Regions from separate parts of the Homo sapiens genome. Here region 2 is linked to region 1. A link is a loop called in an ENCODE intact Hi-C map of the cell type or tissue named here. Cell type or tissue: ovary. All regions are shown on one strand. Each heading gives the region's core, and the rest is flanking DNA. Links, peaks and the distances in the headings are about the cores only. Region 1 has its middle 190 kb from the start of MAF. Region 2 has its middle 250 kb from the start of MAF.

Region 1 (15,464 bases), core at 4,474-12,473:
TGTAGCAACACAAAATGGACCAAGACACTCTCACACTTGGTTTAGTGTCTGGCAAAGAACAAGAGCTCAGCCAATGTTTGTTAAGTGGATAAGTAAGAGAATGTATGAGGTATACACCCTCAACCACCAAGCTGGCAAAGGCAGTACTAGACTAGGCAGTGACCTAAAAGGTACAGGAAGGATGGATTTGTGAGCTCAGACAGCTGAGGGCATTTGGCCAGCTACTGATGGAGCCAGCATCTGAACTCAGGTGTGTTGGCCCCAAAGCTCATCCTCTTTCCATCTCAGCACACTCACTGATTCCCCACTGGATTTGGGAATGTGGCCTACTTTTGCCAATCTTTCTTCTCGAATGAACGATGTGTTATCATAATGTGCTTTACCCCACAAAACCACCCTTCCCCTGGCAGAGTAGGGGTTGCCTCTTCGGAAAGATTGCTGACCATATTATTACTAAGAAGGAAAATAACTAATATTACTCGAGTATTTCCTGGGTTTCAGGCACCTGATCCCACAATGGAGATTATCTGTGTGTGAAATACATACATTATTGACATATGTTATTTTATCTAATGCTTATAATAACTCTATGAAGTAGGTCTCATTTTTATCCCTGGTTAAAGAGAGAAAGATATAGCTCAGAGAGGTAAAGTAACTGGATCAAAACTGCACAGCTCGGCCGGGCGCGGTGGCTCACGCTTGTAATCCCAGCACTTTGGGAGGCCGAGGCGGGTGGATCACGAGGTCAGGAGATCGAGACCATGGTGAAACCCCGTCTCTACTAAAAATAAAAAAAAAATTAGCCGGGCGAGGTGGCAGGCGCCTGTAGTCCCAGCTACTCGGAGAGGCTGAGGCAGGAGAATGGCGTGAACCCGGGAGGCGGAGCTTGCAGTGAGCCGAGGCTGCGCCACTGTACTCCAGCCTGGGTGACAGAGCGAGACTCCGTCTCAAAAAAAAAAAAAAAAAAAAAAAAAAAAAAAAAAAAAAAAAAAAAAAAAACTGCACAGCTCACAAGTAGCAGAGCTGGAATTGGAGCACAAATCTAACTCCATAATGGAAGCTTGTAACAACTGTTTTATGTCACAACTTGTCCTGGGGAGTATGTATGAGTTTATGAGAAAGAAAAGGAGAGAGAGAGGCTTCTTGGGGCTGGCAATAATATAGGAATATTTTTTTCTCTACTTACTGTTTATCCAAGTTTGTCACTTGTGTTTTTACAGGAAGCTGTAAGGACTTCCTGCTTTAACTCTCACAGATGCTGACCCTGATAATCCCCTATTTACATACCTACAGGGCAAGGCGAAGCCCAAGGTGCTGACTCTTGTGAGATTTCAGGACAAGCACTGATGGATCACCTCCTCCCATATTATCTCTAGTGCCGCCTCCCAGAACGCTCTGGGTGTGAATGGGGGAGGGTTGTCTTTCCTCTGTCCTTTAGGACAGCTTTAAGCTCTGGAGTAGGCCCTTTCATACATGTTACTTCCATTGATCTTAACAACAACTGCTGGAGCCTATCTACAGGAACTGCGATCCCCATTTTATAGCTGAGAAAACCAAGGCTTAGCTTGAAGCAGTGCTCCTCAACTGGGCGCAACTGCCACAACTTGAGAGGGAGGTGCTGTGGCCAAAAGGGTGAAGGCCAAGAATCCTATTCAATATCCTGCAATACACAGGACAGCCCCTACAACAGTTACCCAGCCCAAATGTCAGTGCCCAGGTGGATAAATTTTGATTTAGATACTTCATGGAACATTCAAGCAATAGGGCTGGGATTTCAACCAATGTCTGTCAAGGCTGTGTACTACTCACAATGGAGGAAACACAGACATGGGGACCCTAAAGCCAATAGGGCCCTTCCCCAACACCTCCACATGGTGGCTTATCTGCCACCTGCACATACCTGGTACCACGGTAATCATACCCTCTAGGGTGTCAACTGGCCCTTTATCTGAACACAACTGTACCTCACCGTTGTGAACTTGTGCTCTTGACATCAGCCTCCCTGAAAGCTCATCTTTGCCATATTGTACTTGCATGTTTTATTTCTAAATTACCCCCAGTCACAGGCCTGTGAATCTTAAGGCCTGGCTCATTCATCTGAGACTATCCTCATATATTTCAATCATTTAGAAAACACTCACTCTCTGCCTGACGTGTACTAAGTGCTCAGTCTGCACAAGGGAAGCAAGGTGTCGCACAAAGTGAGTCATTATCGTGGTACTGGTAACAACAGCAACACTACTGCCACTTATGGAGCTTTCATACCATCCAGACACCATCTCATCTAACTCTCTGGTGACCCTACTACATATGTTTTTAAAGGGTGCAGAGGAAACACAGAAATGAGTGCCGAGGTTGCCTGGGTGGTTGAGGAAGACAACCTGAAGATCAGAGTAGAGATCTGGAAGAGGAATAGCTCTGTGGGTAAAGGCATAACATGCAGGAAGAGTGAGCAGCAAGAGGAAAAGCCTGGGGGAGCCCAAATCATGGTGTGTCTAGAAAGTTGCACAGAGTAATTCAGTAAATAAAGATAGTAGTTGGAGTTGGCCAGATGTCTGGCATCACACAGCTAAATCTTGTAATGACTTGTAATTGAGGTGATTCACCTCAATTTATAGGTTGCCTCCATCACTCAGGGCAAAAGTCACCAGACTTAGATGAAAAGAAGCCCAAACAGACCCCTGCAGGGCTCTCATCTTCTGCCCTGCAAACATTTCCAGGGCTTTCCCCAATGTTCATTGTCATGCAGGCTTCAGAGGCCTGTTTGAATGACACTGAGGTTGGTTACACAAAATAAAAGGTTCAGGGGATGGATATGGGGCAGATAACTCAAGTGTTCATAATACAGGAATTAGAATTATTTAGATGATGTTCATGTCCAAGTCAATAGGGATGTGACATAGAAAACCCAATTAATTCACCAAAGAGGTTATTTACTGAGCACCTGTCTTGAATGCTTGAGGGACAAAAAATAACGAGAAAGGCGAGGTCCCAGCCACCAAGGTTTCGAGGTCTTGTGAGAAAACTGCAAGGCGAACAAAATCAAGGACATTATGGAAAATCACCTGAATAGTGACTGGGGAGTGGAAACTAAAATGGGACAAGGGAGGAGTTGGTGAATAAAGGCAAGATCAAAGGAAGTCTCTGCAGAAGGCAGTACTCAGGCTGGTCTTGGAGGAAGGAAAAATGGATGGAACTAGTGAGGGCATTTAAGGTCCCTAAGACCGATATCTAAGGAAAAGTCAAGGGATCCTAAATTCAGGTCAGGTCCCCCCTCCCTGGAACATCACGTAAGGTCCTTCATTGTCAGGTATCCACCTCTATGCAAAGGGTTATCTCTGGCCTCTCTGCCTCCAATCAGGCCTGATTCACACCCAAACCCCAGCCCCTACAAGTCATCTGCCATCTATGGTCACACGATGGTTTCAAGCTTTTGTCCAGGCTCTTTCCTTTCTCTGGAAGATGAACAACTCTTTAACCTTATATGAGCAGCTCAAATGCTGCCTCCTCCATGCAGCCTTCCTGCATTCACTCTACTCTTTTTTCTTTGCCCTCATCCCATGTCACAGCCATGCATGTTACTGGTTGCCATGGTTGACCTTCTCAACAGAATGTGAGCAGCTCCTTGAGATCAGGGACTTGTCTAACTTTGTATTTCCTTCCACATATGTACCCAGCGCAGGGCACGATTCATACTGAAGGTACACTAATTATCTGTGGACCACATAGGTGAATTGAATAGGAAATGATCTTCTGCAATGAGCTGATTTACTCATAGAAATTTGGAGTGTGTTCGCAGTTGCTCAGTTCAATATGATGGCCACTAATGGCATGTGGCTATTTAACTTTGACAAAAGAAAAACTTCAGCCGAATTAAATTTAAAGGAGTTTAGCTGAGCAATGAAAGATTCGCAAATTGGGCAGCTCCCAGAATCACAACAGATTCACAGAGATTCCAGCGCAGCCATGTGGTGGAAAAAGATTTATAGACAAAAAAAGGGAAGTGACGTACAGAAATCGGAAGTGAGGTACGGAACGGCTGGATTGGTTACAGCTCGATGTTTGCCTTATTTGAACACAGTTTGAACACTCAGCAGTGTATGAGTGGTTGAAGTATGGCCACTGGGATTCGCCAAGACTCTGCTGTGGTTACAGGTGCATACTCCTAAGTTAGGTTTTCAATCTTGTGTACCTATTAAGCTAGGTTGCAATTCATCCACAAGGACTCAAATATAGAGGTATGGAGTCTTTCTCAGGCCATATTTAGTTCACTTTAACAATTTTAAGTTATTGACAATAACTGTAGTTTAGGGGTCGTACTAGCCAAACTTCAAGGCTTCAGTCACCACGTTTGGCTAGTGGCTATGGGATTAGTGCAGATATCGAACATTTTCATTTTAGCAGGAAGATCCACTGAACAGCACTGATCTAGCCTCTGTAGAGTAGGGATGGCCTTCTAAGTTTGTTCTCCTGTCTCTGTTCACACCCTCTTCCTCCTCCCCAAGTTTTGCTGCAGCCAACCCTCTGGGCAATTGAGCGTTGCTGTTTATACCATGCCAGGAGCTACAGAGGGATTCAGTGAGCTGGGTTTGGCTGAGGGTTATTACTACTCCGTGTAAATCAAATCACTCCTCCTGGGTGGGCTTCGGGCCTGCAAAGAGAGCCCAGCAGTTGTTATGTGAAGACACGGGCTCCTGTCATGGGAAATGCTGGACCCAAGCTATCGAGCAAGCTGAACTCAGCTCCAGTGGGCTACACAGGGTTCACAAACACCTGGCAGGCTCAGAAACACAGATGTCTCTCAGCCTTCAATTGAAAATGTTCTGAGTGTGCAGAATAAGGACAGAGCTATCTGGGAGTCTTCTTGTACAGATTTCTTGGAAAACAAGAAAACAGCGCGACTTCCTTTCCATGCCAACGTTTGGATCGCTGACTCAGTTAAAAGGCATTTATTGAACCCCAAGATCACTAGATTTCAAATATTATTGTTTTTTTCTATTTGAAGTGGATCCCTAGAATACAAGCCCAATTTATAAGGCGCCTAAAAAGAGTTTCTGTTCAGGTTGAGAGTGAGGAGGAGAACCTGGACACCTTTTGTTTGATCATCCTTCCAATGCCGTCCTGCTACACAACTCCAGGTGCTGTTCACACTGTAGTCTAGGTGACTCCCCCACCCACCCACCCCTTATGGTAGGTGGGGACACACGCAATTTGAAAACTCTGGTCTATGTGCAATCCTAATTTAAAAAAAAAAAAAAGCAGTAAAAAATACCTACTTCTACAGTTACAATAAAAATATTCTTTTTTCTATAACTCTTTTTAATGTGAGAAGTGCTTCTTATATGACCCCCCATCTGATTTCTTAACAAAGCTGGAATGAAGCCTTTGGGTGCAGGGATTCCCCTTATTCTTTTCTGTATCCTTAGTATCTAGTTTAGTTTCTGGAATACAGTAGGTGTTTAATACATTATTTGAGGGAGGAAATAAAAGGGAGTGGAGGAGAGAGAAAGGGATGGAGGGGAGGGAGGGGAAAACAGGGAGGAAGGAAGTGAAAAAAGAAAAGAAGGATGGAAGAATGAGAAAAAGGAAGAAAGGAAGGAAGGCAAGAATGAAGGAAGGAAGAAAGTTTATGACAGATTATTAGTTCCAGTTTACAGAGAAGGAAACTGAGGTGCAGCGAACTTAAGCAACTTATTAAAAGTCAATGAGATAATAAGTAGAAAAGCCACAATGTGGCTGGGTGCGGTGGCTCACACCTGTAATCCCAGCGCTTTGGGAGGCTGAGGCGGGCAGATCACCTGAGGTCAAGAGGTTGAGACCAGCCTGAACAACATGGCGAAACCCCGTCTCTACTAAAAATTCAAAATTAGCTGGGCGTGGTGGCAGGCACCTGTAATCCCAGCTACTCCAGAGGCTGAGGCAGGAGAATTTCTTAAACCCGGGAGGTGGCAGTTGCAGCAAGCCGAGATCCCATCACTGCACTCCAGCTTGGGTGACAGAGCGAGAGTCCATCTCAAACAAAGAAAAGAAAAGAAAAGCCACGATGTTAGCCCAGTTCTTCTGAAGCTAAAGCACATGCTTTTAACCATCCCTCCACCACGCCTTTAGGTTTTTTTTTTTTTTTTTTTTTTGAAAGGTAAAAAGCCAAATACATGTAGTTAATCACTCATTCTCTTATGGCGCCCGCCTCTTCATGTGTAAAACTGTCATGAGGGTCGATCTCCCTCTGAGAAGGAATTTCCTCTCTTAGGATCCTTGATACTCATTCCTGGCCCTGAAATAACCCGCCCCTTTCCTTGTCTGTCAGCTGCAAATTGTAAGCCTGCATAAAGGATGCAAATTAAAAGTGCATCAACCAGCACAGGAATTGAGGCATTCATGAAACGAAGCCGCGAGCAACCTGGCTTCGTGGGGCGGCTCGACTGGATCTCTGTTTAAATTCAACTTGTGTCAGGACGGAGGGGTGCTCTTGTGCTTGTTCCATTTTTATAATGAAGCCATATGTCTGGAAGTAGAGAAAAAAAATCTCTGACATGAAGAAAAAAATGAGTGATATGATGTGCTTCTGAGATTACCAGGGGGACTTCCTAACACAGGCTGAGCTGTTGTTAATGGGTCGTGCCATGGCCATGATGTTAGGAATAATTAAACCGTGAGTTCAGCTAAATCCCAATTGCAGGAACACGATTACAGGACTTCACCCCCACTACAAAACACACATGCAGAGGGAGAGAGGGAAAGAGGGAGGAAGAGAGAGAAACTTTCAAAGGGCTTGTAACAGAACAAAGAGCAGTTTTTACTATCACAAAATCTTTATGGATCACCATCCTTGAGGTGAAGTTATATCCTTTATGGTCACATTTTGGTAGTTTCCTTAAATTATTGATGGCATTTCGTAGGGCCTGCGTGCTTGGAACAGAGCTAGCCAAGAGGCCCCTGTCCCCCGTCTGGAGGTGGGTTAATGATGGCACTCCTTGCGCAACGCGTCCAGGACACCGAGGTTAATAAAACCCGTAGCTCTTCTTCATGGGTACCAGGGGATGGTTAATGTTCAGGACTGTGCAGGACCTCAGCTTAATGTTCCATATGAAGGATAGCACTGCCAGACGACACCCTCCCTGGTGCCAACCTCGCATATTAGCACATGCTGGAAGTGGGCTGAGCAAATCGGGAGAAGTTAGGTGCTTCTTTCCCGGCTGGGTGTGACGCGCCGGCAGCCTACTGTCCCTGCAGCTCCAGAAGTCTGCCTGTTCGGTTTGCTGAGAGCATCAGACAAGGAGTTAGGAGAGTGCCCAGCCCCTACTGGCTCTGGGATGTGGGGCAAGTCTCATCAGGTCCACTGTCTTCTTTCTTCCTCTGTCCCAGGAAGGGCAGGAAGCGGCTCTGCCCTTCTTGGGCACATGTACAGAAAGAGATCTGGAGCACCATAAGGTAATGCATCCGTTTTACGGTTGAAAACACAGGCTTTGGGGTCATAGGAAACTAGAGTCAAATCTCAGATCTGACTCTTCTTATAGACAGAATGTTGATGCCCCACTCCCCACAAATCCATATGTTGAAATCCTATCCCCCAATGTGATGGTATTTGGAGGTAGGACCTATGGGAGGTGATCAGATCATGAGGGTGGAACTTTCATGTTTGGGATCTGTGGCTTTCTAAAAGAGGCCCTGGGGAGGTCGCTCCTTCCACCCTGTGAGAACATGGCTTGAAGGCACCATCTATGAACCTGAACCCGGAAGCCAGCCTAAATTCAGTGTCACCAGACACTAAATCTGCCAGCTCCTTGATCTTAGACTTCCCAGCCTCTAGAACTGTGAGAAATAAATTTCTGTTGATATAAGCCACTCAGTCTATGATATCCTGGTATAGCAGCCCAAAGAGACTAAGAAACCATGTGAATCCTATGCTCCTTGGGGACGTGCCAGACCACTCTGTCTTGGTTTGGCTACTGCCTGAAACAGACCCTGAGACAGGATATGAAGGCAAGTAATTGACTTGGAAGGAGATCCTGGGAAGCAGTTGCAGGCGTGTAGGGAAAGCAGCAGGGAACAGCCAAAGGCCATGGATGGGTCACTGTGGGCAATTGGAAGTAATCTCACTGGGGACCTCTGGGAGGCAATGTAAAGCATGAGCCTCAGAGGTGAGGGAGTTGGGGTATTTATACACCAACCCCAGTCAGCCATTGGCTGAGGGCTACTCTGTGGCTTCTGGCCTGCTACACCCATGAACAGAGTGGGCTTCTGCAGCCAAAGAAGCCGTGGGCAGTGAGATACTGATGATGCTGGCAGTTGGAAGTGTGAATGGTGTGCATTGAAATGGGAAAGCCTGGGAGGAAATGAGATGGTTGACGGGTGGCATCTGCTACCTGAAGTCCAAAGTTCTTTCTCTCCAAAATGAGGCGAGCACCTCCTACCTCTCTTTGCACTGTTTTGAGGACTAAATAAGATAATGCAAGAGCTCAGTGACTATTAGTTATGATCATTGATAATCTAAAGGATGGATCTTTTTACTACAGTTAAGGTCACAACTTAGATCTGTATGAACATTCGAAGTCTTTCTTCAGGACCTAAATGTTTTGCTATTTGGAAAAATCAGCTTTACTGTGTGTTTTGCACTAAGGCGAATTGAAGGGATAAACGGTGTGGGTCAAAACCATGCTTTCCTCCCTGGGACAAGAGAGCAAGGAGGAAGAAGTGACTTCTATGCCCCATGTTTACATAGACAATGAAAGTTGTTCAGTGGCATTGTCACCTCAGATGGTAAATTACTTTCTCAACTAATAGGAGTCTGTAATGCAGCCTGTTGTTCTCCAGGTTTCTGGGAGTCCTTCATTTCTTAGATCATCTGAAACTTTGTTTCTGTGAGGCTCAGGTCAGTGAATTTCTTCACCCAGAGGATGAAGTGATGTCCCCATGTAGGTGCCCAGAACCTCTTGCTCAGACTTCATGAGAACATAGGGAGACACCTCAAAGGGTAGTATCTCAGAATGGCCCCTCCATCCTTTGGACATTCCCTTCTCCCCTGGGGTCCTAGGATAAATCCCTCAGAGTGCTGATGGATTCCTAGATGACATGGATTTACTGCCATACTGCTGCATATGGGAGTATTCGAGATCATTGAGTCCAAAGTGTCACCCACGCTGAAGAAGGAACACTGGAGCAGCATGTGGGACTCACCATCTAATCTTCCAGTACCCGGTGACACAGTGACACCTGTGTGGTTCGGTACTAACCAACAGCATCTGTAATCTGTAAACACCCCATAAGTACATGCTGAAGGAGAGAATGAGGGAGTGAGTGAATTTGTAAGTGTCTGGGGAGAAGAGAGAGAGAAGGAGGGGAGCGATTTGTAATGGGGAAAAAATACATTTGGGGACTTGCTGCTTCATTAGCTGCCACCCCTCAGTGGCGCTGAAAACCAGGAAGCTGAGTTTACACGCCTATGTCAGTCTGAGATTTCCCTTTTTGGGTTTCACAAATTCGGTTTGTGATGGCTGTCATCCACTGGGGAGACGTACCCAGTCTCACTCACAGTTAAGAATAAGTAGTATTCAGGCTGCAAAAAAAAAAATTTAAAAAAAAGGAGAGATTGAAGCGCTTGTCATTTCAATGTGTGTCATTCATTGACTCTGCGGCACCCCATGCGGTAAGTAAAGTGCAGGTCTCAGGACACCTGTCAAGAATCAGTCTCTCCTCGATGTACCCATTCTCTAGCTCTTCAAGGGGAAAATGCTTTAAAAATAATTCCAGGCCACGCGTGGTGGCTCACGCAGTAATTCCAGCACTTTGGGAGGCCAAGGCGGGCAGATCACGAGGTCAAGAGATCGAGACTATCCTGGCCAACATGGTGAAACCCAGTCTCTACTAAAAATACAAAAATTAGCACGGTGTGGTGGTGGGCACCTGTAGTCCCAGCTACTCCGGAGGCTGAGGCAGGAGAATTGCTTGAACCCGGGAGGCGGAGGTTGCAGTGAGCCGAGATTGTGCCACTGCATTCCAGCCTGGAGACAGAATGAGACTCCATCTGAAAAAAAAAAAAAAAAAAGAAAATCCAGACGGTAAAATGCATGTTAAGGGCTCCTACAAATCGGACATCTTCACTGGTAGGTTCTGGTTAAAAATGGAAACAGATCAAGGTGGAAAGTGTTTCACAGGGTTTCTTCAAATTCTAAATGTTTTTAGAAATACGTGGTGATGCATGGTCCACACTGCATGGACGGAGGTGAGTTTGTTTTATTACTTCCCTCCTCCACTTTGCCCAAACTCTCAACTTTTCCAGGAGAGAAGCACCATGGAAGGAAGACATGCCTCTCGCCCTCCCCAGCCATCCATGCCACAAAGAAAGGCTCTCTGTGAAATCCATCTGAGCCTCAAAGTGCTGTCCCTGTGATGTCGTTGGTGACCTTTGGTTGTTGAGCCACCCTCTTATTTACTGTTTTGTTCAGAAATATAGATCGTATGTTTTTCCTATGTTAGGTTGCTATCCCTGCCCTCAAGTTTCATAGTCCATATAGGAGACCAAGTAAATAATCTCACCATGGTGTGAGCCTTGCTAGACTCCAGAGGTGAAGAGGAACTCAACCCAGCCTCGTGGGTCAGGCAAGGCCCCTGGCAGAGCTTGAATGTGGGCTGAAACCTAAAGAGTGGCATTAAGGGAGGCAAAGAGAAGGATGAGCACTGACCAGAGAGGGTGTTCCTGGCAGTGGGCATGCACAGAGGCAGGGAAGTGAGGGGCGGGCACTTGATCCACTGCCCTGGATACTGGAGCAATCCTGATGCTGAGACCTTTCTGCGTTTGAGGCTGTCTCAAGCACTCTGGGCTGCCTTTCTTCTTCGCCTCTTAGGTTGATAACCCAGGCGAGAGCTTGTGATTTCTACCCATACATTTGCTCAGCATACACTGAGCCCCTATACCGCTCCAGGGCTTCTTTTAGCTACAGAAAATCGGGAGCTGAATGGAACAGAGTCTTTGCTTTTGATGGGCATACATTTTAGCGGGAAACATGGATACACTAGAAAGTCTGGTGCATTGAACGACATGCCAGAAGGTGCTGGCTATTATGCGATGATGTCACGAGGCATTTACTGCAGTTATTCCCATTTCACAGATAAGAGAACTGGCATGCAGGTGAAGTCATCTGCCACATCAAAGAGCTGAAATCCATTATGAGAGAGGCAGGATTTCACCCAGGTCTGCTCACAACCAGGGCCCAGCCCCTCTCCATGCCAGAACAGGGTAACCATGGGTGGGCAAGGACTCCCAAGGCTCCACAACCTCCACATGTGCCCAGCTCAACCCCATTCATGATCTCTGGGCTCAGCTGAAGGATGTGGGTTGAGACGTTTCCCTCCTCTACTCCTTGGAACTTCCCCCATGGACACCCAGGCATGGGCAGGTACAACAGTGAGAGCCTCCACAGAGCAAGAGGAAAGAGTGTCCTAATCCAGCGTCATTGCCAATGAATCCCTGTCCCTCTTGGTCTGGTGCCAGTCATGGGGGCTCCAGAAACCTGCCCTGCCAAGCAGTTGGGCCCTTTGGCCTTTATCCAACCGCACCCCTGGCACCTCCAACCTTTCCCCTGGAGCTGGGCTGGCTAACCTTGGCCTTCCTCTGGCCTCAGCCTGCACGCCAGCCCTGCTCCTGGAGGTAGGCCAGGCCCCACCCAGCGCCCCACCTCTCCCCCGTCACACCCACTGGCCCAGTGTTTTCCAGGAATGCGCCCTGTGGCCACCTGGGCCTGGAAGTGTGAGAGGCCCCTGGAAGAATGCTTGTAGCCTCTGAAAGGGCTAGGTGTGGGCCTGAACTCTCTGAGAGCAGGGGCCTTCCTGCTCCCCATTTCCAAGCCAGCAGAATCTGTCTCCTGCTCGCTTTCTCTCTCCTTCTCACCCACACCTGGGTTTAAACCCTGGGTAACAGCCTTTTTTACCCATTGTTTCTGTCCTTCAGATACTGTGTCAAGCAAATGCTCATGATCTTATTTAATCCTCACTTGCTTCCTAAAGGTCTTATGAAGAGAGGACTGCCACACTCCCCATTTGATGGGTAGGTCAACAGAGGCTCAGAAAAATTCAGCAATTCTGCTAGCTTAAGCTGCTAGCCTCAGGCAGCTAGAGAATGACAGAGTCTGAATTGAACCTCCCATTCTTCTGATCCCACAGTCCATGTTTCTAGCCACTTAGTAGCTGTGTGACTTTGGGCATTTAACCTCTTTGGCCTCAGGGTCCTCATCTATAAAATGGGGGTAATGATAGCATCCCATTTTCAAGGGTTTTGTAAAGATTAAATGAGCTGACTGATGGCAGGGGCATGCGGCAGGCCTGGAGCCAGGGCAGCCAACCACCATCAATGACCCTAGCCAAACCCCTTCCTACTTGGGGATACACATTTCATCTCACAGCTGTCATCTCAGCAGCTCTTGTCCTAGACTCTGTCTTCCCTTTCTTGTATGATAGCCACTAATTGCTTTGCTTCCCTTCTGGTCTCCGTATTCTGCGTACCACACGGCCCGAAAATTTCATTGATTATTATTATTATCACTATTATTATTTTGTATGGGTACACACTGGAATGTGAGAGTGGTACCCTGGCATCATTTCTTTCTCTAAAGTTCATGAGTACATTTCCACTAATTAATTTAATGTCCCAGACTGGCTTATTTTGTAGAAAGAGCAACAATTTAAAGGGAGGAGCTCTCCCTGCTCCAATAAAATATATGAAGTGTATTCTCAGTAGACCCTGGGTTTAAATGCCAGTTTTCCCACTTGAAGACTGTGTGACTCTGGGCAACTTACTTAACATCTCTGAGCTGCATTTCCTGTTTGGAGTTGGCAGTGGATGACCGTTCATGGGGTCTAGGAGAGAGTTCCATGAGAGAATGGCAAGGCAGTGTCTGGTATCCAGTAAGTGCTCAGAAAAACTAAATCGGAATCTATTTGAAACAGAGTTAACCACCACAGGTAGTTTGGGGAGTGAAAAAGGAAATCAAGAAATGCACTTAGCTTAAAGAAATCCACGCGGGAGAATAGGCAGTGGAGCAAGGGGGTCTCTGATCAGGAGTGAGGACCCAGCGCCACGCCCTGTCCCAAATGAAGCAGGGCCTTGGGAGATGGTGAGGGGCAAGGTTCAAAGCCCCAAGGGAGCCGACCTCACCACTTCCTGGTGAAGTTCTTGAGAACAAGGCCAAGACTCCTTATCAGCGGACAGAGTCTGTGGCCCCAGGGCTGGACGCCTGTGTATGTGTGAGCCCTGCTGTGTTTATCATGCCTCTCCCTGTGACAGGCAGATCAGCTGCTCAGACTTTGGACAGGATTGGGCCTGGAGTGGCAGCTCCTCCTTCCCCGGAAGATACCCCAGGCCATTTCTCAACATTCATTCCCAATAACAAAAGGTTGAAAGTCGACTGCTGTAGTTTCACAAACATGATGGCCAAGGCCAAAACTTGGGCGCCAGGAGTCCTGGCTCCTGCCTCCGGGTATAGGGTCTCTATCAAATCGCCTTGCAGGCAGAGATAATGTCTGACCTGTTTACTTTGCAGAGTGGTCTGGAATAGTCAGATCCCAATCAGGAGATGCTTGATCACAGATTATCTCTTTCGCCTCCTGGGAAACCCGTGAAGGGGGTATTCTTCTACCCATTTTAGAGTGGAGGAGCCTGGGAAACAAATGACGTGATGCATAGCAAAGAGCTCCCCAGAAGTATAAACTCCAACTCATGTTTGTAGTACTTAACCAGGCCAGGCACTGTGCTATGAGCACAACAGGGCGTAGTTTACTAAATCTTCCTAAGACCTTGTGGGGTTGGAATTCTCCTTATTCCATGGGATGAAGAAGAACCTGTGCAGAGTGATGTTCAGAAATGGTCCAAGGCCACCCAACTGGCACAAGTTGTAGTCAGAATTTGAAAATAAATGGTTGATCTCGGATCCTTACCCTACCACCCCAAGCCACAAAGGGATGTTCTCTAGCCCAGGGCCTCTCAACTGTGGCACTCCTGATATTTTGGGACAATTCATTCTTTGTGGTGGGGTCTGCCCTGTGTATTGTAGGATGTTTAACCACATTGCTGGTGTCTACCCACTAGATGTCAATAGCAACTACCCTGTCCTGGAGCAACCAAAAATGTCTCTAGATATTGTCAACTCTCCCCTGGAGGCAAAATAGACTGCTCTAGACCTGTGTCGGGTACTGCCATTACTATTCACAATTATGGTTTTAGTTGAAATGGTGGTCTTGGTTATGATGTCTTTGCCAGGGTTAAGTTTACATTTGGGCAGGTACTAACCCACGTGAGCTTCGACTAGTGTGGCCACGTAATTTATTGTCCAACTAGGATCCTTTAGAGATGAAAAGTTGAGACTATGAATAATTAAGTAAGGATACAGGCACACATTGGCACCATCATGGGCAAGCTGGGACGAATCTTCACCCTGCTTTGGTAACCCCCTTCTACCTGATAGCCAGGTAAGACAGCAGGTGCATGATTCCGCCTTCCTATGTTATTGATGCCTTGATCTCGGTTATGTTTCTTAGCTCAAGGGCTCTGGAAACTGTATCATTGGTTCTTTCTACCCTCTTCTATCCCTCAAAAACACCCCTCCCTGGCTGGGGCGTATCAGTGACAAGCCCCTGATTTTTTAAAATTAGTTGAAAAATGGAAAACAACCCAAGGAATTGGTGTCAGTTTTCTTTGCCCTCTGACTAGGCTGAAGCCATGATGTTAGGCCTCAGTATTATCACCTAAATTATGGGGACCAAAGCTCTACTTTGCAGTCAATTTGAAGAATACTTTTCCAGCCAACCCTACTGAACCATCTTTAACTAACAAAGGGTGAGCAGTGCTCCCTCCTTTCAAGACATGTGATGATGATGATGATATAATAATAATTGAGCACTTAATATATAGTTGTCTTGTCATGAGCACTTTACAAAGAATTTTTTCACCTCCTCCTTAGCACAGCCCATAATGCTATCTTTATTCCCATTTGATAGATCTGAAACCTGAGGTTCCAGGATGACAAAGCACTTAGAAAGTTTCCTATAATTACTCAAGGCTAGAGTAGGAATTCAATGGCAGGTCTGTCCATTCCAACGCCCACGGAGCACTGCCTCTCAACGTCACAGGGATTTGACCAGGTCAGTCCTTGTCTGTCTACTGAGTGCCTATTGCAGGCATAATGCTAAGAACTGGGCACTTGAGAGGCAGATTAATCTCTCCCGGCCCTTTGGAACCCACAGTCCAGTAAGGGAGATGGACAACACTGCAGGCAATCAGAATGGAGCAAGGCATGTGTTCTTCCAGGGAGCCATGGGGCTAGGATGTATTCCTTGAACCAAGCCTGCAATGGGGCAGAGAATGCCTGGCCTAGCTCAACTGGGGAGAGAATCTGAACCTAGTCTTGGGGTTGAGTAGGAGAAGTGCAAAAAATGAGTAAGAGAATGCCAGACAGAGGGGCCTAGCTGAGCAG
Region 2 (15,464 bases), core at 3,801-11,800, 58 kb after region 1:
AGAGGAGGCTCTCCGGGGAGGAGAAAGGAGAGAGGCATGGAGAATTCCCTAGAGACATTAGTTGTAGAAGGATTACGAGGCTATTTTCTGGTTGTTCAGAATCTTATTTGGAACTCATGTACGTTCAATTTGGAAAGAGCCTCATCTCCCTCTGGGAATATTGACAGAGGGATGCTGAAGACTTAGGACCCCACCACGTTCCCCTCCCCACACGCCGCCCATAGCCACTTTGCTAGTGGAGGCCGGGAGAGTTGATCTGTTCCTATCTCTCCCTGCAAAAGTTCAACACGGATTGCCACAGGGGAATTTCTTTTTGTACCACATTTCCTATCTCTTGAGTACTAGAAACAACTTTAGTTTAGATTCCAAAGAAATCATATTTGAGTCCCTACTGTATGCTTATTCTCACATAACTCTCAAACCAGGGAGATAGGACGTTCTCCATGGAAGAGGAGGCTGAGGCTCAGGGAGGCCAGAGCAATACATTCATGGTCCTCCAGCACCAAATTCCAGGCTCCTTCTCTCACTTCTCTGCCTTGGGGTTGGAACTGTTTGGCCAATGGCCATGGGAGGACCTCAGAGCCACTTCTCTTTAACTGTCCTTTGACTCCGCTGGGCTGTACTTATCCCACTGGAGCAAAACTTCATCCCTGGGGACAGGACGACCACAGCCTGAGCTACATCTGACCTGGGGTTCCTCCTGCCTCCTTTTGAGCTGTCAATTCAACTCTATGTCCATCAAGTTCAGCCATAGATAAGACTCTATTTTAAGAATGTGAGATACGTTTTCCAGCAGGGAAAGTTGTGAAACACTGGGGAGATAGGTGCAAGTACTGCCAATGTATTCTGGAGTTTTCACTAGGATCCTGCAAGATAGACTTTGGATTAATTGTCCTAAAGTGGAGATTATTTCGGTGCTGTTGAAATAGATGAGGGGGAAAAACTAATCTTATCAAGGAAGAAGAAATCTTTTACATTTGAGCCAACTTGGGTTTTCAAATGTTATGAAACAATTTCTGACTGTCTCCCAAACAGGTTTTTTAATCCCCTGCCAAGAGCTTTGCCAGCACTTGGGTTCTCTCTCCCACTTATTTTTTCCTTCTAATCTGACACTATCTCTCTGGATTTCTCATACACATGGTGTGTTTTGTGGGATTGTTATTTTTTTCTGTGTGTGTGTTCACTAGAATTCAATTCTTGTTCCTTTTGAGACAGCTTTATCATTTCCATGGTTCTGGGCTCCAGGATGGCATGGAAATCCCGCTCAAAGTGGAGAGGATCTAATTAAATTACACCTAAGGAGAACTGTTTTGTCCTGCAGGACAGTTTTTCCTTGGACAAATGGGCATAAAATGGCACATTGCTATCACCCAGTACCAATCCCTTTTGTCCCTACAAGGAGATGTGAACTGTTGGAATGGTTGCAATTCCTGGCTATCTGGCCAGTTACACCTTCTCTACTTCTCTCTTGAGTCTCAGTGCTTTCCATCCTTCAAATCTCACCCATTCTCCCCTCTACTGGGAAGTCCCCCTGATTTGCTTCTGTCCCCACTCCCACTATGGCCGAAAGGTACATGTGGCCTGTGTGCCTGTCACCCAGCACACATAATGGTGAATTGCAGACACATTCCAGGAACTAGGTTTCTTCCTATTTGCTCCTCACCATCTCGTGTGTTCCTCTCCTGTTGCATCCCTGACCTTCCACTGAATCCATCTGTTTACTGTGGCCAGGTGCCATGGCTCATGTCTGTAATCCCAGCACTTTGGGAGGCCAAGGCAGGAGAATCACTTGAGCCAGGACTTTGAGAGCAGTCTGGGCAACATGGCAAAACTCTATCTCTACTGAAAACCCAAAAAAATTAGTCACGGTGGTGCGCACTTGTAGTCCAAGCTACTTGGGAGGCTGAACTGGGGGGTTACTTGAGCCCCAGAAGTTGAGGCTGCAGTGAGCCGTGATGGCACCACTGCACTCCAGCCTGGGTGATGGGAGTGAGATTCTGTCTCAAAAATTTAAAAAGAAAAAGAAATGATCTGCTTATGTGTCTCTACCCCACTTATCTCTGGTCTCCATGAAGACCATGGCATGCTGGTAAGTGTGCAGTGATCCCCAGAAAGGTTTGTGGGTCTAGAAAACACTGAAGGAGGGCTTTAGGTGTTAACGATGATCATTCCCATCCACAAGACACTAAATAAGACTTTGAGATCTGCTTTTCTTTTTTCCTTCAGGGAGTGAGGACCATCGTCTAAAAGATTTTGATTTAAATCCTGTCTGGGCTGCAGACTGTATACTATTAGCCAAGTCCCTTACCCTCTCAGGACCTCAGTTGCCTCCTCTCCAAAGGCAGAAAAATAGCAGCCCACCTTACAGGGCTCTTAGGGGAATTAAACAGTCCAGGAACACCAGGATCCTAGCAGGACATGATATACAACAGGTGCTATGCAGATGACGCTCCTCCCTACCGGCGACTCTCAGTGCCCGTTCCCCTGATACGGAGATCATATTATGTAGCACACTTCATGCCATCAAGTGTGTGAGGGACCATTAGCCTCATAACTTCAAAATAACTTTGAATAATTTCTTGGTTTGAGGCCAGGCACGGTGGCTCAAGCCTGTAATCCCAGCACTTTGGGAGGCCGAGGCAGGCGGATCACTTGAGCTTCGCAGTTCAAGACTAGCCTGGGCAACATAGTGAAACCCTGTCTCTACTAAAAATACAAAAATTAGCTAGGTGTGGTTGTAGGCCATTGTGGTCCCAGCTACTTGGGAGGCAGGAGGCTGAGGCAAGAGAATTGCTTGGACCTGGGAGGCAGAGGTTGCAGTGAGCTGAGATTGCGCAGCTGCTCTCCAGCCTGGGTGATAGAGTGAGACCCTGTCTTGAAAAAAAAAAAAAATTCCTGGTGAGTTTGCATCATTTATAAATTTCATTTTTTTTTGTATGATTTTGGAGTCAGAGAAGACTGATTTGGCATCTCTATCTATCACTGTGTCTCTCTCCCCTCTCTCGCAGCCCTTGACATTCGTTATAAGCCAAAAGTTACAAATTTTGAATTATACTGACATATATTGAGTTGATACTCCATGTTCCAGGCACCATATCCCACTTGATTCTCCATCTATTTTTGTGGTTCAGAAATGAGGGTAATTTAATACCTCCCTGCAACATTTTGCAATGTCTAGGGACGTTTTTGGTAATCACAACTTGGGTGAGGGTGCTACTGGCATCTAGCTAAACATCCTATAATATTCACTACAATTCCCCTACCACAAAGGATTATGTGGCTCCAAATGCCCATAGCACTGAGGCCGAGAAGCCCTGCCCTGTTGGTTTGGTTGAAAGCCAGTGACTGGGTTCTATCTGCCTCTACTTTTTATTAGCTGAGGGTTCTTGGGCATTGGTTCTTCATTGGTTAAATCTGTTAAAAAATATAAATAAACTTAGCTGCTGAGGTTTATTGGGGTGATATGTAGCCCAATTTCTAGCACCCAGTGCTCCATGGATATTAACTGTTATTATTTTATGGGATTCCTTCAACAATTCTCAGGCTTAGAGGAGTTCAGAAACTGCCCAAATTCCCACAGCTCATAAAAGGCAACGTCAGGCATCCACCCTGACCCCACCTCAGTGCTATGACACCTCCTTACTCCCAGCCATGGACCAACATGGAGACCCAAGTGCCCCAGAGCACCCTCTATAATTATAGAAGACGTGGAATACGTGATTATTTCTAAGGAGTCTTGCATTGACAGAAACAGGTAAAAGAGTCTCCCCGTGACATTATTCTTGCCCGGAGCTTGGCCCTAAACCCTCCTGAAGCTGAAAGGATGATTTAATTCTGAGTTGAGGGTGTGGCTTCCTCCGCTTCTTGGCAGAACATTTTGTGATTCAGTTACTTTCCCAGGTCCCTCAAGCAGGTGCCATCTCCCCTAAGAACTAGTCCTGGACAGAGCTCTGGACAGATCCTTTCTGGGCAGCCCAGATCCAGAGGCAAGAACCAGGGCCAAAAAGAGAGATGTCATCTCAACGGTGACATTTCCATCACTGGATGGTGTCCCGGCATGCTTATCTTGGGGTGTGAAAAACTAGTGGCTTGGCTTTTTCGGTGTCATTGCACTTTTTCCAGGGGTAACAAAGTGAAAAAGGCAGCCCTGGAGGAAGCCCATCCATGGTGAAGCTGCCACATTTCCCAGCAATGTGTTGAGGCAACAATTGTGTGTTCAGGCTGCCGTTCCAGGCTTCTGCCCGACACTTGTCACTGGAAACCTGGGATGTCACTTCCTGCCACACCTCAGTGGGGTGGGCAATGGGCTTTCTGGTTGCTGAAGCCCCAGAAACTAGTGGCCTTGGATACTGCTTAAAAAAAAAAAATCTGTTTCCAAGTGTCCCTGAATCCACAATTCCAAGATTCTGGAATTCAGAGGTCTCTGGGCTCTGTGACTCTGAGATTCTGGGTCTCTGTGACTCTGAGATTCTGGGTGATCATTCTGCATAGAGATGCAGCATTTAAAGTCACAGTTATGCTACTTCCTAGTTTGTAGCACCCTGCCACTAAAAACAAAACAAAATGACACAACAACAATAAAACCTCTCTCCCGCAAGCCTGGAGCATGAACCCTGAACACACAAGGAGGTGGGAGGACCACGTTCAGATGTGCTGAGAATTTTTCTGCAAACACCAAAGCAGGAGGCCTTTCCCACTTAGTAGAGAGCTACCTCTACTCCTTGTTAACTATGTTCAGCAACACACCTCTCTGGGGCATCAAGGAAGGGATGAGCAAAGGCAGCCCCACTGTTTAGCTTTGCAGTCCTCGGATAAACAAGCCAAGAGAGTTTTCCAAATGCAAAAAGAGAAACTGAACCCCACAGAGAATGTAGTCACTTTCCAAAATGAGGACTCAATCGTGAAGCAGCATTTCAAGTGAGCATGCCACTTGTATGACAGCTGATGGAGAGGCAGAGCAAGGATCAGGCTTCCCCGGGAAGTGGCCAGTGTGTCTGTAGGATTCTCAAGCCTGGAAGCTGCAAGTGAAAAAAGAATGTGGGCCAGGCCTTCTCAGATCATCTGGGTTTCCTCTTGAGCACATAGTAAGTCTAAGAGACCTTGTATTCACACGCACACACACACACACACACACACACACACACACACACTTCTCACTGTTAGGCAGGCCACCTGCTGTACCACACAACTCTGACATTCCAGGAGCTTAACACATTCAACTTTGTATTTCTTGCTCACTGAAGGCTGGAATGCCTGCTTGAACAGGTTCCCAGGGCAGGTCCCTGCAGGGTCCCTCCCATACCCAGGGTCTCAGCAGCCCAGGCCTCTTCTATCTTGTGGCTCTGCCCTCTACTGGGTCCTGGGAACCCTCTCCAGCCCACTGTTGGCTGGGAAGGACAGAGAAAAGCAGCGGGAGGTTTTTCAGCGTGGGGCCTGGAGGGATGCATATCACTTCTGCTTACTGTTGAGTACGCAGTCAGGTGATCACGTTTAACTGCAAAGGGGGCTGGAAAAGGGTAGTCCAGCGGTGTGCTCAGAAAGAAAAGAAAATGATTTGGTGGACAATCAGCCAGGATCTGCAATGGTGTCATTTATCTGCTATAGAATTTCGTTTGTCCACAGCTGGAGACTCAAATCCTATTGCTGGGGTCAGAACTCGCCTGAGGCAGACAGATTTCTAAGGTCAAGGATTGTTCTATATGAGTCAGTAACTCCAAGGCCTATTGCTGATTTGGCACATAGTGGGCTTTTAGAAGTGCTGGTTAACTTACTCGCCTGCTCATTTCACCAACAAGCATAGCTGGTTTAGGTCCATAGAGTCCATGCTTTAACAAATCCTCATTTGGAGAGACAGAGAGGGCACATATGAAAAATCATCTGTACACAGGTTGCTGACAAGAGCTGGGGTTGGGGAGAAGGTTTAAAGGGCCAGAGGAAGCCAGAGCAGAGATGTACATACATAATGTGATTCAGGCTGGGGCAGTCCTGGGGAGCTTCCTGGAGGAGGTGACTTTTCATTGTGCCTTAAAGGAGGAAAGCCAACCAGAGTGCAAAGGCAAAGACTTTTGAAGGGTGCCATACTTTTGGAAAACGATGAAAAGTTCAGTATGAGTGGAGCATAGAGCGTGTGTGCTTGGAATTACTGAGGGAGAATATGGTGTGCTGAGAGGAATTGAAGGCAGATTGCAAAGGGCCTTTCACAACGCACAGGCAAGCAGTTAGGTTTTCAATCTAGCTAGCAGCCCAAGGAGGATCTTGGACAAGACAGGTGTAAAAGGTGTTCATGGCCTAAAGCAAGAGAGAGTTTTAAACTGAAGCCAAACATCACCACGAAATGCCCCCCTAGTCCCAGCATGTGTGAAGGGCATGATCCTCTGGGTTCCTGCACAGACAGCAGCTATCCTCTGGGTGAGGAGGCCTATGGAGAGGCAGGCCGTATGTTCCTGAGCAGACCCAGGTCAGTCTGGTGTCTGCTGGTGGTTAGTTCCAGAGTGAAACCCGAATGGGTTGTAAGGTAGTTGTTTTTGAAATTGGCAATGACCTCATTGCATTTTCCTGATAGGATGTACAAGAGAGAAGGGGTATTTGGTCTAGAGAGAGAAGTAACTTTCTAAACAGATGAGCTAGAAAACACTTGGGGTCCTCCACAAATAGAAAGGAGATCGGGGTTCTTTGGAAGGTGTAGGGTCTTGGATGCCTCATCACAGGAGGACAACCTCAAGTCCCTCTTAGGAGCCTGACCTGGGCATTATGAGTAGGACAATATGGGATTCAGACTCGGGGTGACTTACTTTGAGTCCCAGCTCTGCTGCCCTTTCACACTGTGTGCCCTTGGGCAAGGCAGAGGACGTCTCTGAGCCTCCTTTTTCTATTCTGTAAACTGAGTTAATAACCCCGCCACTGAAGTTATGAGAATTAGCAAACACCTGTTGCATAGTGAGTACTCAACAAATGTTAGCTGTCATCATTTGCTGCAGATACAGCCAATCACCACATCTGGGGGAAGAGCAATGGAGGGACCAGGCTCAGGTGCAGGGGGAGTGATGGTGGGCACACAAGAGGGTCTGTAGAATCAACTTCACCAGATCTAGGGCCTTGAGGTCAACCAGCTGGGTCACCGGAACGCTTAACAACACCTCTCATGAGACAGGACCTTGCCATTTAGCCCCTCGAGAATGGATCAGAATATCTGCCCTGACTCATTTTGAGTTAATTTCAGAATCACCAGAATATGACATAAGAATCACTAGAATTGCTTTTCAAAACACAGTCATTTCCAGATGGAGGTGAATCAGTTATCCCTGAAACCCGCCCTGACCATGTCGCCATGCAGGCAGATGTCACTGGGCCCAAGCCATGCTTTTGTTTCCCCGTCGTTGGAGTTTGGCCTGATATGATGATACGGACACTTTGAATTCTTCAAAGAGTAATTCTCAGTTACCTTTTTCCTCTTTTCCCCTTCAGGTTCAACCCCTTTTATCACACTAAAGTGCCAATCAATATTGCGAGATAGATGTTACATCTTAGCTTTTTATAACATTACGTGTCCCAGAAGGGACACTGTATCTTTAAGGAAATGGACCCCGTATCCTGTTTCTGAAGGATTAAAACTCTTTAAAGAGACAGAAGAGGCTGTAAACCCCGATCATATTCTTATTCTGTCTTCATTATCCTGTCCACTATCTATCCCTGCTGAGTAAATCTGGTTGTGTGTTTCTCCAAAGTGGTCATAAGAAGAAATTTATTTACTCCGCCTTGCACTGGAGGAGCATTACTGAGCTTCAAGGCTCTCCAAAGTAATAAAGATTTTGCAGTGTGTGCAAAAGGAACAGAAATTCAGAACTTCTTTCCCCCTCTGAGGCCGTTTGGCCATCCAAAGGGGGAGTCACTTCTCATTTTCTGACAGGGTTTATTTCCGTACGATTTTCCAATTAGCAGGAAAAGGTCACACTAATGTTGACGCTGAGTAGGGAAAGAGGATCGAACTATGCAAATAGAGACATCATTGAAAGGACAATATTAAAAAGAGTGGAATTCCTTCACTCCCTAATTTAAAAATTATATATACATGTATACATATAGATGCACGCACACTCATACACACACATCCCTTTCTTCCACCACGGAGAGAAACAAAGGTGATTGCACTTGACCCACTGTTCTCGCCTGGGACAAAAGAATCCATGGTTCCTGAGTCTGACCTCTGGGGTAACATGACCGGTGACTTGGTACCTAAGACAGGAGTTAGGAGATCCCTGAGCTCTTGGCCCGGGTTGTGCCACAGAGCTGGAATCCACCTGCCAGTTCAACCCCTCTGGACCTTGATAATGGCCGGACTGTCCCCAGCCCGGCGGAGCTGACTGCCAGCATATCATTTATAAACCCGGCTCAGATCTTTCTCTGACACCTCCCCTGCCGCTTTTGTTCCCCGCTCGGTGCATGCGAAGCGCAAGAACTTTTCTCGATAATAGGGAGGGCTGGGAGCCGTGTCAGAGAAGATGTACTCCAGCCGTGCTGAGGACAAAAGTCGCAGATGCCCATTAAAACAGATCCAGGGAACAGCTTCGCTTTGGGTTTGGAGCCGATGCTCCTTGTCAACTCTAACGTGCTATGCAAATGGTATGACCGAGACTCCTGGCTCGCTGCTACTCGCATGCTGCTGTCTGTGACCCACTCACTAGGTGAGGCCCCGGGGGTGAGCTGGTTGGAAGGCAAGAGCCCTGCATAGAGGGAGGCCTGGGTCTGCACACCTCTCACTCTCACATCTGCACGCCCACACGTGCAGCTGCAGTCAAAACGGAAAGTTCTATTCCTCCAGCAAGAATCCTTCTTTCTCATGGAAGTTCTGTGTGGCTGCACAGATTTTAGCAAATGAAATAGCCTGGCCAGTTTCTCACAAGAACAGGAAGCATTTGTTGAGAGCCCTCTGCGTGCCAGATCCCCTACTAGGTGCTGGGTTAAGGAGCTTTCTCAGGGTCACACAGCTGCCATTTGGCTGAGTGTGAGTTCAGATTCAGGTGTATCTGTCCTCATAATTCCAACCAGTCACACCCAATGTTGGTCTTACTTTATTGAGGAGCTTAAAAAAATAAACCTAATGGGATTATTTTGACTGCAGGTTAAATCTTATCAAATGCTAACAGCATCATCTGCCAATTCTCCCTTCCATGTAGGAAAAAAGTGCAAAAGGACGGTATTTGGGTATTTAAACATCAGAAATGTGCAAATAGATCTCTACGTGATGCCCCTGTCAAGTTCTTGTTGTTTTCAGTCTCCATTACAAATATGCAGTATAACTATGAATATGGGGTACTGGCTCACACCCCGTGTAGAAGACATATGGATTCCCTGGTATCGTGTAGATCCACCACAACACTTACTTTCACCTCAAATAATAAAATGAAAACCATCCATCATCACCTTCAAAATCCTTCTTCTATCCTTGAGGTTGAAGACTAATGCCTTGGAGGGCATTATTTGGATTTAAATGTGAAAGAGAAAGGTTTTTTTTTCTTTGCCGTTAGACAAAGAATGACGCCCTTTTTCTTCTGATTTCAGAGTATCATTTGTTTTTTATTTTTTAGCAGTATTCATTGTAGCCAATTCTTGGCCTTGTTTTTCATTAGAACAAATTGAGGTGAGAAAGAATTACAAAGGATGAGTTCCTGTCCTTTGTAGGGACGTGGATGAAGCTGGAAACCATCATTCTCAGCAAACTATCGCAAGGACAGAAAACCAAACACTGCATGTTCTCACTCAGGTGGGAATTGAACAGTGAGAACACTTGGACACAGGGTGGGGAACATCACACACCGGGGACTGTAGTGGGGTGGGGGGAGCGGGGAGGAATAGCATTAGGAGATACACCTAATGCTAAATGATGAGTTAATGGGTGCAGCACACCAACATGGCACATGTATACATATGTAACAAACCTGCACATTGTACACATGTACCCTAGAACTTAAAGTATAAAAAAAAAGAATGAGCCCTATCGGAGAAACATAGTAGAAAAGCTGCTGATTTATGTTTCAAACTCCATTCATAACAGAATGAAATTGATCAAATTCAAAATTATTCTTTTGGCTTTATCTAGAGGAAATTATAGCTAATCAAAGCAAAAAAAAAATAAGTAAACAAATAATTACAGTACCCAAACATCAAAGCAACCTAAATCTCCAGCAATATGCAGCTGGTTAACTAAAATATGATATACACTTAAAATGGAATACTATAGAGACATTATAAAGCAAGTTAAAGATTTTTTTTTTTTTTTTTTTTTTTTTTTTTGAGACGGAGTCTTGCTCTGTTGCCAGGCTGGAGTGCAGTGGCGCGATCTTGGCTTACTGCAAGCTCCACCTACGAGGTTCAAGCACTTCTCCTGCCTCAGCCTCCTGAGTAGCTGGGATTACAGGTGCCCACCACCATGCCTGGCTAATTTTTGTGCTTTTAGTAGAGACAGGGTTTCACTATGTTGGCCAGGCTGGTCTTGAACTCCTGACCTCAAGTAATCCACCCACCTCAGCCTCCCAAATTTCTCACAGGCATGAGGCACCACACCTAGCCAAAAAAATATTTTAATGATGTCTTTTCCAGTTTTTAGAATACAAGTTCTTTCTCCTTTTTATTGTTAGCATGTTATTATTTTAGAAAATTCTTATCGCCATTGTATTTTAGGACAAATTTGGATGAAATGAGGATTAAACAAAATTGATTTTGAGCAGAGTGACAAAAGATGACCAGAAGTTAGGTGACAATAGGGTGGTCAAGAGTTTAGGAAGCACATTATATTATAATCAGATCAAGTAATATATAATGTACTGACAAATGAGAAGACTATACAAATCATTCAGCAGGTTAGGGAAAAAGGAGGTACAAGTGAAAACAATAACGGTTAGGGTACATTTACTGAGCTCTTTGTACATGCTGAGCATGATTCTAAACACTTTCATTAAACTGAAATATTCCTATTATTATTCCTTTTGTAAATCTAAGTAAACTGGGGCACAGGGAAGCAAAGTAACTTGCCCTGAGGTCACACAACAGCCTGGGAGTGGTGGAGAATATTCCTTCTTTTTAATTACATTCTTCACAAAAGAATAGAATACATTTGTTTAAAGTTATGAGGATTTGCCTCTCTAAATGTAACAAAATGGAAGGCTACATTTCAAATCGGTCCTTATGTTCTTGACAATGATTTCTACCTTTAGCAAGAATATTGGAAGCATGTGTTAAAAATGCAAAATTCTGAGCACCAGATCAGACATACCTAATATAAATAAACAGGATGGTATAACCCAAAAATCAGTGTTTCAGTAAGCTCTCTAGATGACTTCAAAGTGGCTAACTATGATTCGGACAGCTCTTTGCAATGATAAGAGTCATCTGGGATACTTATTATATAGACAGTTTCCAAGAGCCTCCTCTAGAGACTTGATTGAATGTGTCTGAGATGGGACGTGGAAACCTATCTATCTTTAGTTCAGGCAGTATCTTTAAACCTATGTCCTGGATTGTATGGGACAGTCCTGATGTATGCTGTTGTCCAAGCATAGTTATTAAGAGCGCCCTCTTCCAGGTTCAAAATTGTCCCATTGTGGACAATTAGATATATGCTTAACTAGGACCCCAAGAGATTTATACCCACCAGACTTGGATATGAGCTTGGGAAGCCCCGATCTTGAAGAATGTCAGTGACTTGGGTCTAATCGCCCTTAGTCACTTACTAGCTGGGTAGTCTCAGGTGAGTTATTTAATCTCACTGGGGCCTCAGTTTCCTCACCTGCAAAGTAAATAGAAGGACTCCTAACTCCTGGGCTGTTGAGCAGTATAGATGCAATTTTCATCCCTCCTAGAGAGGCAGAGTGCTTAGGAGGTGTGTAGCAAACACCAGCTTCCATCTTCCAGGGAGTGTCAGGAAATTCCTTGGATCAGCTCTTGGAAGCCTCCTCAAGGTCATGCTCACAGAGTTTCTTTTGAATGCAGATACTTCTGTGATGAGCAAATGACACTCACTGGACCAGGATCTAGAGAGCAGATAGGAACATTTCAAAGTTTTCAGAGGATGCATAAATGCAAACATCACATTGATTTCACCTAGGAAGTCCAGTTTTGCTTTTAACTGTCAGAGCCACACCCTGAGGTTGTCTATCAAGAAAAAACAGAGTGTGCAGGGGACCGTGGGGGGTAGGAAGACCAAGTCAATAAACCATTTAGAAATTTTCAGACCTGTTGCCAAAGACAGAAAAATCTGCCATCCTGTTTGTAGCAGGAAGAATACTAATAAATAATCCAAAGAGAGACATAATCCAGATGACATTTTACAGATTATTGATTGAAAAGTCAGGAGTCTGCTAATATAAATGGCCTTTACCACAAAATTTGCATTCACGACAATCACTTTAGGCATGTCTCTAAGCCAAGGAAAGTATCGATATCACTGGCACAAATAATGATACAGACCAGGCAATCTGTTTTCAAGCAAAATGAAAAAAGTTTCCATTTACGATTATGGTTGGTGTGGTGGTGTGTATAATTTTTTGTGGACTCCGTGGAACACTTCAAGGGTTATCTGCACAGATGTGGGTTTCAATAATATGACACAATTGCCCAGTTCCAAATATGCTCGTTGCATCTTTTCTGAAGAGGTCATTCACAGTCTAGATGCTCAAGTCAGAGGCTAACATAGGAAGTCCTCTTCTATGCTGCGAGACACTCATGAGGAAATAACCAGGAAGAGAAGAACTGGAGCACACACATAGATTTTTTTGGGGGGGGGTTGGGGCTGATTAGATCCTACAGGCAGAATTTGCTATAGTCTTAGATTTGTGGCACCAGGACACATTTATTTCATGAATGATACAATGTCACCCGAAGGGACGTGAATGCCTCTTTGCTCCTGTACCTCATTCGCTTGTTCTGACAAGTCTTAACTTTCTCTTGCCTCCAACACAGTCTCCAGCTAGCTGAGGTGACTATCAGGTAGTGTCAAGAGGACTTTTTTTCTGTAAGAACCTCATATTTCTAACGTTGATGAAAAAAACTACCAGAGAAGATTTGCACATCTTCCTTTTTTCAAGCAATTAATGGTAAGGAGAGCAATTTAACTGTAAGAACGAACGCTTTGGAGGCCTAGAACCCCATGAACTCTTAATGAGTTTCAATTCTGGTTCTGCTATGCATGGACCATGTGATCTGTGCAACTTCTTTAGTCTTTTCTAGGCCTTGCTTTTTACATCTATTTTTTGGGTTAGTAACGTGACCCACCTCACAGAATTCTAGTAGGCGTCAATAGTAAGATGTTTTGTATTGTATCTATTTCATTGTTAGCTTTCAACAGATCTTAATTTTGTTATGATGATGGTGATGGTGACGGTAATGGTGACAGTGGTGGTGATGGTGATGGTGACAATGATGATGATGGTGATGGTGACAGTGATGGTGATGGTGATGGTAATGGAGATGGTGACGGTGATGATTGGGATGATGTTGATAATGATTACCTGCCCAGGAAATTTAGGGCCACCTCTTGGAATCCTTACAAATCTGATAAAAGAAAAAAAGGCTCAGAAAGTTTTGGAGAAGTGTTAAAAAGTGGGGGTCCAAGATTCAAGCCCCTTTAACTGCCTCATGCTGCAGCCCCTCTTGGATGTCTTTACTTATGCAACACTGTGAAGACACACCTGGATGTGAACCCCAAAGACGCTGGAGAGCAACGAGGGCCCTCTTTCTTGGCAAGGGGCACTTGTAGAGCAGATTCAAGATAGAAAGAAAGTGAAGCAGGCTGTGTGGTGGGAATGGGCTTCCAAGTGGGAGAGAGCTGATTGGGACCCCGGGTGTGCCACCTACCTGCCGGGTGACTTTGGGCAAGTCCCTGAACTTCTCTGAGATTCGGTGTTACATACCCAAAATGGGGCTAACTCTAACTGTAGTTTTCTCACGGTGTTTTGAAGATCAAAGAAATAAGTGGATGTTATCTATAATCAGTGTGTAGGTGCTTAATCAAAGGCAATCATAAATTTTGTTGTTGTTCATAATAGTTGTAGCAGCAGCAGTAGCAGTGGTTGAGAGATCACATCACTTTCCATCTGGCTGCTAAGTGCACAAACATCATCCCTGTTCTGTTCATTCTGCCACATCCAATCCACCAGCAAGTTTATCACTTTCTCTGCAGGATGAGTCTCAACTCTCCAAGTCACCCATCAGCATCTGATGGGAGTGGCCATCTCTTGGCTTTATGACTGCCACAGCCTGCTCACTGATCTCTCTGCTTCCACTCCTCCTTCAACCTTGCAATCCACTCTGTGCACCAAAGCCAGAGTTATATTGTTAAAATGTAAATAAAGTCATGACGCTGCTCTACTCAAAAGTCTTCAATAGCCAACCTAATAATAATAGCTGATGACCAGCAGTGTGCTAGAAAATGCTGAACTATATAGTCACTCCAGGGGTGGGGAAGAACCCTGATTTCTAGCATCTGCCAATTCCTGTAATGTAAATATTCCACTGTGGCTAATTTCAAATCAATCTACCAAAGAGGTGTGAGTTGAGAAGAGATACCAAAGAGGTGTGAGTTGAGAAGAGATGCATGAAGTCAGCTCTCAGGAGCTGGTTCCAGTAGCCCGCTGAGTAGCCACTGAGCTTCCGTACCAAGCTGGGGGTTCCACTTCACAGCATGAGCTCATTTAATTCTCACCATAGCGCTATACAAGACAGGTGCTTTTGCTGTCCCTGTGATATAGATGGAGAAACTGAGGTACAGGGCATCTGGCTCCAGCACCTACCCACACTACATTGTCTCTCCTTCTTGTGCTTAAAATAAAATCCAAACTCCTTATCTTGTTGACAAGACCCAGAACCTGTACCTATGTTCTTCTGCCAGCCCACTGTGTGCCCACACCTGCCCCTACACTCTGCTCCATCACACCTGGTTCTTCCTGCTTCCGGCCTCCTTCCATGCTGCAGGCCTTGGTCCCTTTGTCCCTCTGCCTGGAAGGCTCTTCTCCAGCTCTTTGCATAGCTGGTCCCTCTTCATCTTGAGGTCCCATCTTAAATGTCACCTGACCACCCATCTTCCTCTGTCTTGCTATCCTGTTTCTATCGATTTTAATGTGTATCATACCCACTTAGCAATTTAGTTATTTGCCTAATGGTTGAATAGTAGTTCCCAATGGAAGATGGGGAATGAGGGGGCGATTTGCTTCCCAGGGGACATCTAGCAATGCCTGAAGACATTTTTAGTCATCACAACTCAGGAGCGGTGGCTGATGGGCTACTGGCATCTAGGAGGTCAAGGCCAGGGATGCTGCTCCCCACCCTACAATGAGCAAGATACTCGATGTCTCCCTATCACTTTCCAGGTAGAGATCCCACTCTGTGGATTTGCATATAAAGTTGTCTGAGATTTAGCTCCTAAATGTCCCACCACAAAGAATTATCTGATCCCAAATGCCAACAGTGGAGTG

What was found. Peaks named below come from ENCODE experiments on the same cell type or tissue, not always from the same donor. Only the 100,000 strongest peaks of a DNase experiment are listed, where the experiment ranks them.
Region 2: a loop joins it to region 1, with 3 times the contacts of the local background. A loop is called at or near these places in 2 of 110 quality-filtered maps.

The regions. Positions count from the first base shown.
Region 1 is chr16:79,398,746-79,414,209 of GRCh38, reverse strand. It overlaps a transcript of MAF not described here. Among named protein-coding and RNA genes, the nearest start is that of MAF, 190 kb to the left of the region's middle. In ovary, for the core only: no CTCF peak of the experiment used is centred there; no DNase peak of the experiment used is centred there.
Region 2 is chr16:79,340,553-79,356,016 of GRCh38, reverse strand. It overlaps a transcript of MAF not described here. Among named protein-coding and RNA genes, the nearest start is that of MAF, 250 kb to the left of the region's middle. In ovary, for the core only: no CTCF peak of the experiment used is centred there; a DNase peak (open chromatin) is centred at 8,655.